3 separate regions of the Homo sapiens genome follow, and regions 1 and 2 are each linked to region 3. Evidence: chromatin contacts called from ENCODE Hi-C or POLR2A ChIA-PET data. All regions are on one chromosome and are shown on one strand. The core of a region is the stretch at or near the end of the contact, and the rest is flanking DNA. Distances in the headings are between cores, read along the strand shown.

Evidence for each region. Hi-C counts contacts between places; a loop is a spot of excess contacts on that map. ChIA-PET counts read pairs that join two places held with the same protein, here RNA polymerase II (POLR2A). Pooled maps may share reads with other maps.
Region 1: a loop to region 3 is called in a pooled map, with 37 times the contacts of the local background. The contact joins the promoter of SP1 here to the promoter of COX14 in region 3. A Hi-C loop is called at or near these places in 9 of 50 pooled maps. POLR2A ChIA-PET finds 5 or more read pairs at or near these places in 2 of 52 experiments (CD4-positive, alpha-beta T cell and GM10248).
Region 2: a loop to region 3 is called in a map of B cell, with 24 times the contacts of the local background. The contact joins the promoter of TARBP2 here to the promoter of COX14 in region 3. A Hi-C loop is called at or near these places in 1 of 168 maps with a recorded cell type or tissue (B cell) and 5 of 50 pooled maps. POLR2A ChIA-PET finds 5 or more read pairs at or near these places in 1 of 52 experiments (CD4-positive, alpha-beta T cell).

Annotation. Positions count from the first base shown.
Region 1 is chr12:53,378,849-53,382,679 of GRCh38, reverse strand. SP1 (Sp1 transcription factor) reads right to left here and starts at 2,504. Exons shown (of 6, transcript NM_138473.3): 1 at 2,382-2,504; 2 at 867-1,021; 3 at 1-570. The coding sequence starts at 2,388. RefSeq lists enhancers at 310-559, 972-1,730, 2,581-2,875, 2,708-3,007, 2,911-3,411 and a silencer at 1,838-2,467.
Region 2 is chr12:53,499,651-53,503,551 of GRCh38, reverse strand. TARBP2 (TARBP2 subunit of RISC loading complex) reads right to left here and starts at 2,269. Exons shown (of 9, transcript NM_134323.2): 1 at 2,091-2,269; 2 at 1,368-1,537; 3 at 423-525. The coding sequence starts at 2,143. It also overlaps a transcript of MAP3K12 not described here. RefSeq lists an enhancer at 2,335-2,634 and a silencer at 3,728-3,901.
Region 3 is chr12:50,110,949-50,114,408 of GRCh38, reverse strand. COX14 (cytochrome c oxidase assembly factor COX14) reads right to left here and starts at 2,173. Exons shown (of 2, transcript NM_032901.4): 1 at 2,108-2,173. It overlaps GPD1 (glycerol-3-phosphate dehydrogenase 1), which reads right to left. Exons shown (of 8, transcript NM_005276.4): 8 at 3,096-3,460. RefSeq lists enhancers at 1,844-1,893, 1,904-2,143, 2,364-2,623, 2,684-2,733.

The sequences.
Region 1 (3,831 bases), core at 1,255-3,754, 3.3 Mb before region 3:
ATTATTAGCCAGGCCTTGGAGGGGGACAGCCTGCTGGAGTAGGTTTGGCATAGCAGCAATGATGTTGCCTCCACTTCCTCGATTTGTGATAATCTGTTGGTTTGCACCTGGTATGATCTGTATTTGACCAGAACCATCCTGCTGCACTTGGGCCCCAGTGGCAGCAAACTGCAGCTGTTGCCCATCAACGGTCTGGAACTGTGGGATTACTTGATACTGAATATTAGGCATCACTCCAGGTAGTCCTGTCAGAACTTGCTGGTTCTGTAAGTTGGGAGCGGCAGCCACAACATACTGCCCACCAGAGACTGTGCGATTCTTGGAAGACTCACTGCCATTGCTGCCATTGGTACTGCTGCCACTCTGTTCCTTTGAGGTAGGGGTAGCCCCAGAGGAGGAAGAGATGATCTGCCAGCCATTGGCACCCTGTGAAAGTTGTGTGGCTGTGAGGTCAAGCTCACCTGTTCCCCCTGACTGACTCGGGCCCTGGGAGTTGTTGCTGTTCTCATTGGGTGACTCAATTCTGCTGCAAGTTGCTGCCAGCAGAGCCAAAGGGGATGGCTGGGACTCCTGGCCGAAAATAAGGGAGAGGAAAGGAGTTAGTGACACCCAGCTGCCAGCCTAGGGGGCAGTATACAACAAATAAACAGCAACGTAGTGCAGACAAGGAGCAAAAAACAGAAACAAAAAGCTGACCTATCTGTATTGCTGAAACTCCTTTGTCTTTGGGGATCTCCATTCTCTTACTTCCTTATCTATAAAATGGTTTAGTCTCTCCCTAAAACGCTTTCTGTGAAGAGTAAGGCAATTATCTAAGAATATTTACATCTTCTCAACACCTTCCCCACTCTATGATTATCACTTACCTGCCCTCCTCCTCCAGTGCTGCTGCTACTGCCTGTGCTGCTACTTCGAGCCTGTGAAAAGGCACCACCACCATTACCATTGCCCCCATTATTGCCACCAACTCCTTTTTCAATTTTCACCACAGCTGTCATTTCATCCATGGAGTGATCTTGGTCTAAAATAATTAAAAAACAAACAACGTAAACTTGAGGGAAGAAAAGAAATGAAGTAGGAAGGATAAAAGGAGGCTATGATGAAATAGCAATGACTAACAGGAAGGCGAAAGCCACCAGTATAAAGAAAATGGATTGGAGGGCAGAGGGGAGCTGCAGGGCATGCAGGACATGAACTAGGTTCAATGTGCCAAAAGTGGGCCTTAATTCTCCCTTGTACAAAATTAAACTAAGAAAACATTCAAAAAGTGCTTTGGGGATAGGAAATGTGAAGGACGGTAGGCATGGTGAGAGTTTCTAAATAAGAAAAAGTATCCTAAGGGAAAAAAAGGAAAAGGACAGGTAAGGCATAAAACAACATGTGGGTGCATGGAAAGCTTGCTAAAATTAAGTTTAAAAGAGATGGAGAGGCCAGGCGCGGTGGTCACGCCTGTAATCCCATTACTTTGGGAGGCGGAGGCAGGCAGATCACCTGGGGTCGGGAGTTTTGAGACCAGCCTGACCAACATGGAGAAACCCTGTCTCTACTAAAAATACAAAATTAGCCGGGTGTGGTGGCGCATGCCTGTAATTCCAGCTACTCCCGGAGGCTGAGGCAGGAGAATCGCCTGAATCCGGGAGGCAGAGGTTGCAGTGAGCCGAGATCGCACCATTGCATTCCAGTCTGGGTAACAAGAGCGAAAACTCCGTCTCAAAAAAAAAAAAAAAAAAAAAGACAAACAAAAATCCAAGTGTGAAAAGTAACGAGAGGGGAAAAAGAAGTAAAAAGTGTGAGTAGAAAAACATTTGTGAATACTGCTAAGGAACTAAAGGGATCTACAGGTTAGTAGTCAGAAGGTTTCGGGGCGGAGGGCGGGCCCTGAGGGAAAGGGCGGTTTCGGGGTGAGGGGCGTGGAAAGGGCGGGACGGTGGGGGGCGGGGGGGAAGGGAAATCTACGGAAAGTGGGGGGAGGAGGGCCTTGGAGCAGGCGGCGACCAGAGGGCGGACCAGGCAGGCGGTTGGCCCGGGCGGGGCCTTCGCTGCTCGGGCCGCCCCCGCGGCTCCAGCCCCCGGCGGGAGGAGCCTCAGGCGGGCGGCCGAGTAGTGGGGGGTAAGGCCCGTCCCCCGTGGCCGGGGCGGGCAGGGGGCGGGCGAGGCCACGCTGCCCCCTCCCCCGGGGCGGGCGGCCCATCCCCCTCCTCCTCGGAGGCCCCGCCACTGCCCCGTCTCCCTCCCTTCCCTCCGCCCCGGGCGGGACCTAGGCCGCCGCCGCCGCCGCCTCCCGCCCGCCCCCGCTTCACGGCGGGGATCGCCCGGTCGGCCCTCGCGCGCGCCCCCTCACTCGCCTCCCACCCCTAAGCTTGGAGTGGACTCATCCTTACCGCTCATGGTGGCAGCTGAGGGACAAGCTCAAGGGGGTCCTGTCCGGGGGGGTTGGGGGGGGCCGGGAAAAACGCGGACGCTGACGAGGCAAGCGAACCCGGACCGGACAGGGAGGGGGGGGTAAGGAGGAGGGAGCAGCGCGCCACAAGCCCAACCTAGGCCCCGCCCCTTCTCTGCTGCCCCGCCCAATGAGGGAGGGGGAAAGGAGGGACTTGCAGAAGAAAGACGGTGGAATTATCCAATGGCAAGACTCGCTTGCTCTCCAAGGCGTGTGAGACTAAGTTGCGTGCCTGGTGTCCGCCTAAAAAGACCGCCCTCTCAGTGTTAAAAGCCAATGAAGGATGCAGGAAGTGAAGATGGGCGGGAGCTGGAGATGATTGGCTTGGAAGGAAACCAGTCAACCGGCAGGCGGGCTCCCTGAGACGTAGGGATAGGCAAAGCTTTGATAGGAATGACAGAACAACGGCCAACCAGAATCCGGGATATGCTTGGGCAAAATCCTAGTGGGCGGAGAGGTAAGAAGTAGGCAGGAATAGGAGAGGATGAAGCTGATTAAAACCAATCAGAAATCAGGCGGGCAGCCAGGAACGTTATGATTGGAGTTAGACTGAAAAGAGACAGGAAAGGACGCATATTGACGTGAACTAAAAGCCAATTAAACGCCGAATTAACTGAGGGCGGAAACTTGGAGTGGCAGAGGAGAATTGGCGGCTCCCTCAGTTATTCAATCCAATGAGGGGACGAAGTAGGCCTGGCACCGCCTCCTAGTTAGCCAATGGGCGTTACTGGAGCTGCCCATCATGAGGGAGGGAAGAGGGCTATGCCAAGAGGAGACCGTCGCCATATTGGCCCTCCTCAGGGGACGTTGTTACAGTCATTAGGTGGGACGCTTTAGCGGAGTCCTGCAGCTCAACAGGTGTCAGAGCCAAGGCATTCGGCGCGCAGTTCCGCATCAACACTAGGACTTGTTTGCGTCTTCATTTAACTGCCCCTATAAAGTACCTCTCAAATCTTACCCCCCTCCCGGGTGGTCGGACAGGCGGGCAGATGCCTCAATGTCGCTGCAAGCCCTGGGAATGCAGGCGGGACGAGATCTGGTGACAGCACTCACCGAATAAGTTAATACTGAGCTGACCAATATGCAGAGTCTCCGTGAGACTCCAGAAAACGCGATTTTATTAAGTTCCCCCAGACAAAGGCGCTAACCACTTAAACGACTGGTTAACTTTTCAAGCCTTGAGGCTAAAGTGCGGATAAGTCACTTCCATTTTTTCCCCCTTAATAGTAAATACCGCCTATGCATAAAGCAAGATAGCTGAGCTCCAGCTTTTTGCAATCACGAAGGTTAAGAAACTTTACTGCAGGCACCTGGATTTCTGGCCTCCTCTTTATCCGTGTTTTGGTGGAGCCGGCCTTAATAGCTTGTCAATGACACGATGAGGTCATGTC
Region 2 (3,901 bases), core at 1,020-3,519, 3.4 Mb before region 3:
GCTGCCAAACACCGGCGAAAAGACTGAGAAAAGAGAGTCTCAGAGAAGAGGGTATCTTTGTACCCAAGAACCAGAGGAGCAACAAACTCCAACCTGCGCGTGAAGGAAGGACATCTTGCTAGAACAAGGAGGTATGTTGGGGAGTAACTCCCTTTAGCCTCAAGCCTCTACCCCTCTCCCTCCCTAACCCAGGCCCCAACCTACTGCCACAACCCCTCTATGGGGCTAACCAACCCCTCCACCCCAAGAATTCTTCATAGCAGCAGAAGCCCTGGAAAACCCTGTTCAGGTCCAGAGGGACTCTCAGGAAGAGGCCAGGTCAGGGTGGCTAAGTGTCACCTGGCCAGGCCTCGGGGCAGAGTGGGTGGTGCAGGGCCTGGGTTCCTTGAAGGGCTTCTGGGATGCCTCGGTTCCTCCCTCACCTGCTGTCCTCCAGGGCCGGCTCCAGCATGCTCCCCCCTTTGAGGTGTTTGAGGGCCACCTCAGCTGCCTTGTGCTTGGCTGCCTTCTTGCTGGGGCCCTGACCTGAGAGAGGGGGCATGGGCAATACTGGAGGTCACTGAAAGGACGGGAAAGAAACCAGCATCCCACAGCCTCTCTCCTCGTAGCCAGAGGGAATCAATCAAGCCCCTTCTGACCAACCTCCCCCTGCTGAAGACTGGAAGTGTTTCACTAATTGCTGGAAGGAAGAGCCCTTATCTTTCCGTTAGCTTCCAGAATTAAGCCATGCCAAGCAGGACTTCTGAGCTCAAACGCCTTGGGTGGACTTCTGAGCGCAAATGCTTTAATTTCCTTTGCAAAGCACTTTCTTTTCCCTCAATAAATACAGAGAGCTGGAATAAGAGAGGGTAGGCTCTGGAGTAAAAGCCCCACTCTGCCACATACTAGGCATGTGACCATGCACCAGCCATTTACTATCTCAAACACTCAGTTTCCTCATATTCAACATGGGCGGGCGGGGGGAGGAGTCGGGGGGGCGGATACTACCACCTACAATCATTGGTTAGACTGAGGTTTAAAATTAAACGGGAATTTGGTTAAGCACCGGGAACAGAGCCCAGCACGCCAGGCACTCACTCCCCCAAATACTCCACTGGGATTTCAGTTATCTTCTCTTACTTTTCCTCTAGGGTGATGGGGATCTGCCAGATCACTGTGGGAGTCCTGCTCGCTCCTCTAACTCTCCCACGTCCTACCCACCTTCTTACAGCCCTGTTCTCCCAATCCAGTCAGTAGCTTTTCCCCTGAAATCTCTCCTTCCCTCACTGGCCTTGGAGAAAAGGACTGTGAAGAGAGAGACTCCAAGAAACAAAGCCATGGGGACCTGCAAATGCACACCCCAGCCAGGCTGCCCAAGCCTTCCTCACCAGTGCAGCTGGTGTCGCCAACGGTGACCCGGAAGGTGAAATTAGGCTGGTGGGCTTGGCCCTCGGCTTTGAGAAGGTCGTACACAGGCGTCTTCCCTATTCTGGTCCCATACTCCTGCAGAAGGCTGATCGGGGTCTTGCCTGGGTTGGCGGCCAGCATTTGCTCTATACTGGGGGAAGGGGCACAGACCCACATCACACCTCCCCTCTCTGCACCCACCTAGCCAAGCACTTCCATACCAGACCTAGGCACATTATGGGGGACATAGGGTCCAAGGAACCCCAGACAGTCTAGCATCCATTGGCTGGGTTCCAAGTGGAGGTGCAGGCTGGAAAAGTAGGGCCCACTACCCCAAAGCAAGGGGGGAAGAATGCATTGCTCCTGCCTCAGTTAAGGTGGGCACGATCCTGTGCCCCAATGCAGGTTGAAAGTGCATACCCCCTGACACAGTGCAAGCCAGGAACCCAGTACCCACCAAATGCACTGAATGTGGGGGCATAAAGCCCAGTGTTCCAGTGCAGTCTGGGAACCGGGCCAACCCCAAACTATTTAGAGCTGGAGGCAGCAGCCACTGCCCCGGTGCACGCCGGGAACCACTGCCCACTGCCCCAGTGCTTGCCGGGAACAACCCTCAGGCCAGGTGCATGCTGGGGCCGCGCCGCTACTCCCTCCGCACGGCCCCACGCTTTTCGCCCTGAAGGAATCGGTACGAGACGGCTCACCTAGGCAGCCCGCAGCCCGTGGTAGTGCCGGAGCCTTGCTCCTCTTCACTCATTCCCTCCTCCGTCCCCGCGGGCGCCACCGTGACTGCAGCCTCCACGCGCCCCAATACACAGCCGACGAGCTAGGGCCGGGGCCAAGCCCGGAGTCGCGGCCGGTAGGGCCCGCCGCGGGGCACGCTGGGATATGGAGTCCCCCGCCCACCCTACTTCGTGAGCCTCCATCTGGAGGGGAGCTATCCGCCCCACAACCCTCTGCGTGCGTGGCTCGCCCGGGCAGGCTGCACCGCCTTCTGGGAGGAGCGGGCCCTCCGCCGTCGCTTCTCGAGAAGGCCGTATTTTTTTGTTTGTAATACCGTCCCGCCTCCTTCCTTCCGCGCCCCCTCTCTCCCGGTCCGTGAAGCTGTGGACATGCGTACTAGCGGAGGGGAAGCCGCTGGGTAGGGAGGCGGTAAGGACTCACTTGGGCACGGAGCCTTTTGGATCGCGAGAAAACTACAGAACCCAAGAGCCCGCGCGCCATCTGTGTCGCAGCTGGAGAGGCAGGGTCAAGCACGCACGAGAAGCTTCATGGCGTCATTGGTTACTCCCATTGCGATTACTTCCCCTAGGTGCACTGAGATTGGTTACTTCGACTAAAGGGGCGGAGACAAGGAAAAGTCAGCCCCCCCCGACCCCGCCTCCTTGATGAAGGAAGGTTGTGATTGGTCCGGAGAGGCTGCCGTCGGATCCTGGCTCTTTGCGGTCTGGGAGGGTGGGCCTTACCTAGACGCCGGAGGGGACCGATCTCTGTTTCCGCAGGGCTCTGGAGCTGGTGCAGGTTTAAGTCCGTCTCAGACAGTCCCCTCAACCCACAGCCTAAGCCCCTTGCCCTTGGGCCTCCGTGACACAGAACTTGCTTCCTTTTCCTAGGTCGTCCTTCACCTCCCTTCAGGTGTTGCTTCTTTTGTGAAACCTTTTTAGAACCGCTCTAGTGAACCTCTCTTTAACTGGCGAGGAAACCTCTGGGGCCTGATAATCAGGCTGTAATGTGGGACGACAGGATTAGAAGGACTAGGCACCTTGGTGGTCTTGTTCCCTCTTCCATGAGTCTTGGGTCTCTCAGCTGAAGAGAGCAAAAGTGAATTTTGGCCGCCTAAGATTAATCAACTGATCTGGGTGTTGAGCAGACGCGCATTGTTTAGTCCTAGAGCCCCATTGCCTCCTCCCCCAAAGTTGCACAACCACTGGGCTGAGGGAAATCTTGTGACCTTGGAGAGAGAAAGGGAGAGACCACATTAAAAAAAAAAAAGGTTCTAATGAGTGTTCTGAGAAGGGGTCAAGAAAGATGTCTTACTCTGAGCCGGGGTTGGAGGTCCAGAGGAATCTTGAAATGATAATGAGGGGTCATCCAGGAACACTGGAGGAGGATGGGGCCTAGAGCCGAGTGAATTCCAAGTGGGTGAAATTGGAGTGAGTGGTGACAATCAAGGGAAGGAGAGCTGGCAAGATCGGTATGATAGGGGGAGCAATGCCAGAGCGCTAGGGATCCCAACTGAGGGGCTGCTCTCTCCGATGTAGAAAGGAGTCTATAAGACGGGTCATAGGGGGTTCCTGTGGAATCAGCCTGAGGCCTGAGGTGGGACCTCCATAGGACACCGCCAGCAGGGAGGCGCGGGGCCCAGGCGGGCCAGGTACGAGCCTGGAGCGCGCCGGATGGCAGCAGCGGGCTCCTTTAAGAGGCCGGCGGCTCCATCGCAGCATCCCCCGCTCAGGGCGTGTCCGTCCCGGGGGGCCAGGGGCGGGGGCCCTGGAAGGAGCGGGAGTTCAAGCCG
Region 3 (3,460 bases), core at 924-3,423:
GTGGGGTGGCACATGCCTGTAATCCCAGCTACTCAGGAGGCTGAGGCAGGAGAATCGCTTGAATCCAGGAGGCGGAGGTTGTGGTGAGCTGAGATCGCGCCACTGCACTCCAGCCTGGGCAACGAGTGAAACTCCACCCCTCAAAAAAAAAAAAATTCCAGAAACACCTGTTTTTTTTTTTTTTTTTTTCATTTAACTACATCCCCCTTCCTGGTTGAAAACCACTGCTGAATCAAGTCACTGCCACTGATGGAGGTGTACTGTATCTTTCCAGTGTGTTAGGCTAGAATAAAAATTGAGAACCATAGCTGGGTGTGGTGACATGCACCTGCAGTCCCAGCTACTAGGGAGGTTTGGGTGGGAGGCTTGCCTGAGCCAACGAGTTTGGGGCTGCAGTGAGCTGTGATCACGGCCCTGCACTTGCAGAGCAAGACTGTGTCTCTAAAAATAATAATAATAATGATAATAAAGAAAAAAAAAAGGCTGGGCGTGAGCCACCTGTAATCTCAGTACTTTGGGAGGCAGAAGTGGGCTGATAACCTGAGGTCAGGAGTTCGAGACCATCTTGGCCAATATGATAAAACCCTGTCTTGACTAAAAATACAAAAATTAGCCAGGCATGGTGGCACATGCCTGTAATCCCAGCTACTCAGGAGGCTGAGACAGGAGAATCATTTGAACCCGGGAGGCGGAGGTTGCAGTGAGCCGAGATCGCGCCACTGTACTCCAGCCTGGGCGACAGGGCGAGACTCCGTCTCAAAAAAATAAATAAAATAACAAACAAATAAATAAATAAATAAAATAACGGCCGGGTACAGTGGCTCACGCCTGTAATCCCAGCACTTTGGGAGGCCGAGGCGGGTGGATCACGAGGTCAGGATATCGAGACCATCCTGGCTAACACAGTGAAACCCCATCTCTACTAAAAACACAAAAAATTAGCCGGGCGTGGTGGCGGGCACCTGTAGTCCCAGCTACTCTGGAGGCTGAGGCAGGAGAATGGCATGAACCCGGAAGGCGGAGCTTGTAGTGAGCCGAGATCCCGCCACGGGACCCCAGCCTGGGCGACAGAGCAAGACTCCGTCTCAAAAAAAAAAAAAAAAAATTGCGTAAACGTATGGGTAGAAGTGCGATTTTGTTACATGCATACACTGCATAGTGGTCAACTCAGGGCTTTTAAGGTATCCATCATCTTTTATCTACTTTTTGTTTGGCACTTAGAGAGTAGTACATCGGCCGGGTACGGTGGCTCACGCCGGTAATCCCAACACTTTGGGAGGCCGAGGCGGGAGGATGGCTTGAGCTCAGGAGTTGGAGACCAGGTTGGGCAACATAGGGAGACCTTTTCTCTATTTAAAAACAACAACAACAACAACAAAAAAAAAACCTTTTTTTAAAAATTACCCGGGCGTGGTGGCGCACACCTGCAGCCTGAGCGACAAAGCAAGACCCTGTCTCAAAATAACATAACATAACATAACATAACATAACATAACATAACGTACATCATGCTACGGAGGCCGCTAAAAAGAACATGGCTTCTGTCATACAGGAGCTTATGGTCTCATGGAGAGGCACTGTGAGAGTTCAGAGACAACAGCTCAAAGACAGGGTGGGGGCTTGAGAAAACTTAGCAGAAAGGTGTAGGGGTGGGAATCGGGGTGGGAGTGGAACTGTCTTTTTAGAAGGATGGCCTGGAGAAGAGGAGCAGTGAGAGCATTCCAGGAAGTGAAAGCGGTCAAGAGGTGGAGCTGGATAGCCGATATGCACGAAGGGTGCCCCGGAGAGCCACTTATCAGGACGCAGAGGTCTATAGAGCAAGGAAGAGGCAGAGTTGGAGCGTGGAGGGTCGAGACGCCAGGCAGGAGTCGAGGTTTGACAGGATTAGCGCTGAGCTCTAGCAAGACTGACCTACTGCTGCGAGGAGCTTGGGCTTGGGCAGGAAGCAGTGCAGCTCGCGGTCCGCAACGCAACAGAAGCGGGTGAATTCAAGGGCACCAGGCCTGCAGACTAGGGGATGGGAGGACGCGGCAAGCGGAGACTGGCCCAGGTGGGCGCGCAGGCAGTGGGACTGGCAGCCCCTGCTCGGCCCTAGCCGGCAGCGTACCTGGATGCTGCAGCTCCTTCGCATCCAACCGAGGCCTCCTCAGGCAGGCAGGGTCTCGAGGCCACTGTCTACGCAACTTCCCAGCACAGCCGAACGCAGCACTCGGAACCAGACACGTGAGGGTAGCGTCCCTGGACAACCCTGAACGCCTCAGCTATTGGTGCAGAAAGCAACTTTCTCCCTCCCACCTGCCGGGTTAGCCTCTAGGATTCGGCTTGCCGCGCTATAAAGGGAACTGCGCATCAGACGCGGCACAACTCCGCCCACTAAGGCGGGAGTCCGCGCAGGCCGTCACTCTGGCTGGAGGCCGGCTTTGAACTTCCGGCTTCCGGGCCCGTTATCCTTACTACGCATCCTCAGACGCGCCGTGCTCTCGGAGAGGCCCGCTGAATTCTGGGGGCTGTGGTTTCTCTCCCTCGAGGGAGGGTCTTTGGCGAGCCAAGCTCTGGAACCGGAAGTTTTAGGATGCTAAATCAGAGTCAGCCAATCCTCAGCCTACGGTGCGGTGACGTCGCCAGTAGCTGGGTAGATTTTCGCAGCCGGCCTTCTGGAGGTGGATCGCGCGCCCCCTAGAGCCCGGCTGTGGGCCTAGTCCAGGTAGGGGCCCGAGGGGCACCGCGATGCCTGGACCGCTAAGGATGCGGCAGCTTGGCCCGTGACCAAGGAATGGGCACAAGGGATGAGAGTCTAACGTTTCCGTCCCGTGTGTGATCTCTATTCTTGCAGGAGGCATGATAAAGCCCCTAAGAAGGGCCGGCAAGGCCGGGGCCAGCTTGCGGCGAGGGCGGGAGGGGGCGCTGGCGGGAGGGGAGAGAGAGGGATGGGGACTGAGTGGGCACCGCCGCTGACCCCTGGAGTAGCTGCGATTATGGAGGAGGGATTTCTTTTTTCATTTTTCCTACGGTAAGAGGGAAAACATACGTGCAATGATACGCGCCAGCACACGCACTGCCACATGCACTGAAGCTCCCTCTCCCAACTCTTCTTGTTTCTGGAAAAAACACGCTTTATTGGGTAGACAAATAGGCCTGATGGGAAGGCCTGAGTCACAGTGCACTGGGGAGTGAACAAAAGTAGGCAAAGTGCTTGAAGCTTCCCCTTTGCCCCCACCTTAACCTCCTGGGGAGGCAGCTCTGGACACTCAGTACCCAGACCTGGGCTCAGCAAGGCCTGGGGTGACTGTGCCCCTCACTCCTGCTGCCTGATCTGGGCAGCCCCACCCTTCACTGGTAAGACAGAATTCTCAAGGGATAGGCGCAGAGAGGAGCCCGCCTCCCTGGTTCATTGGAGAGTAACAGGGTTTTAGCATAATGCTGGCCAGAGCCAGTGTGCCAGGTGCTGCCACACAGGAAG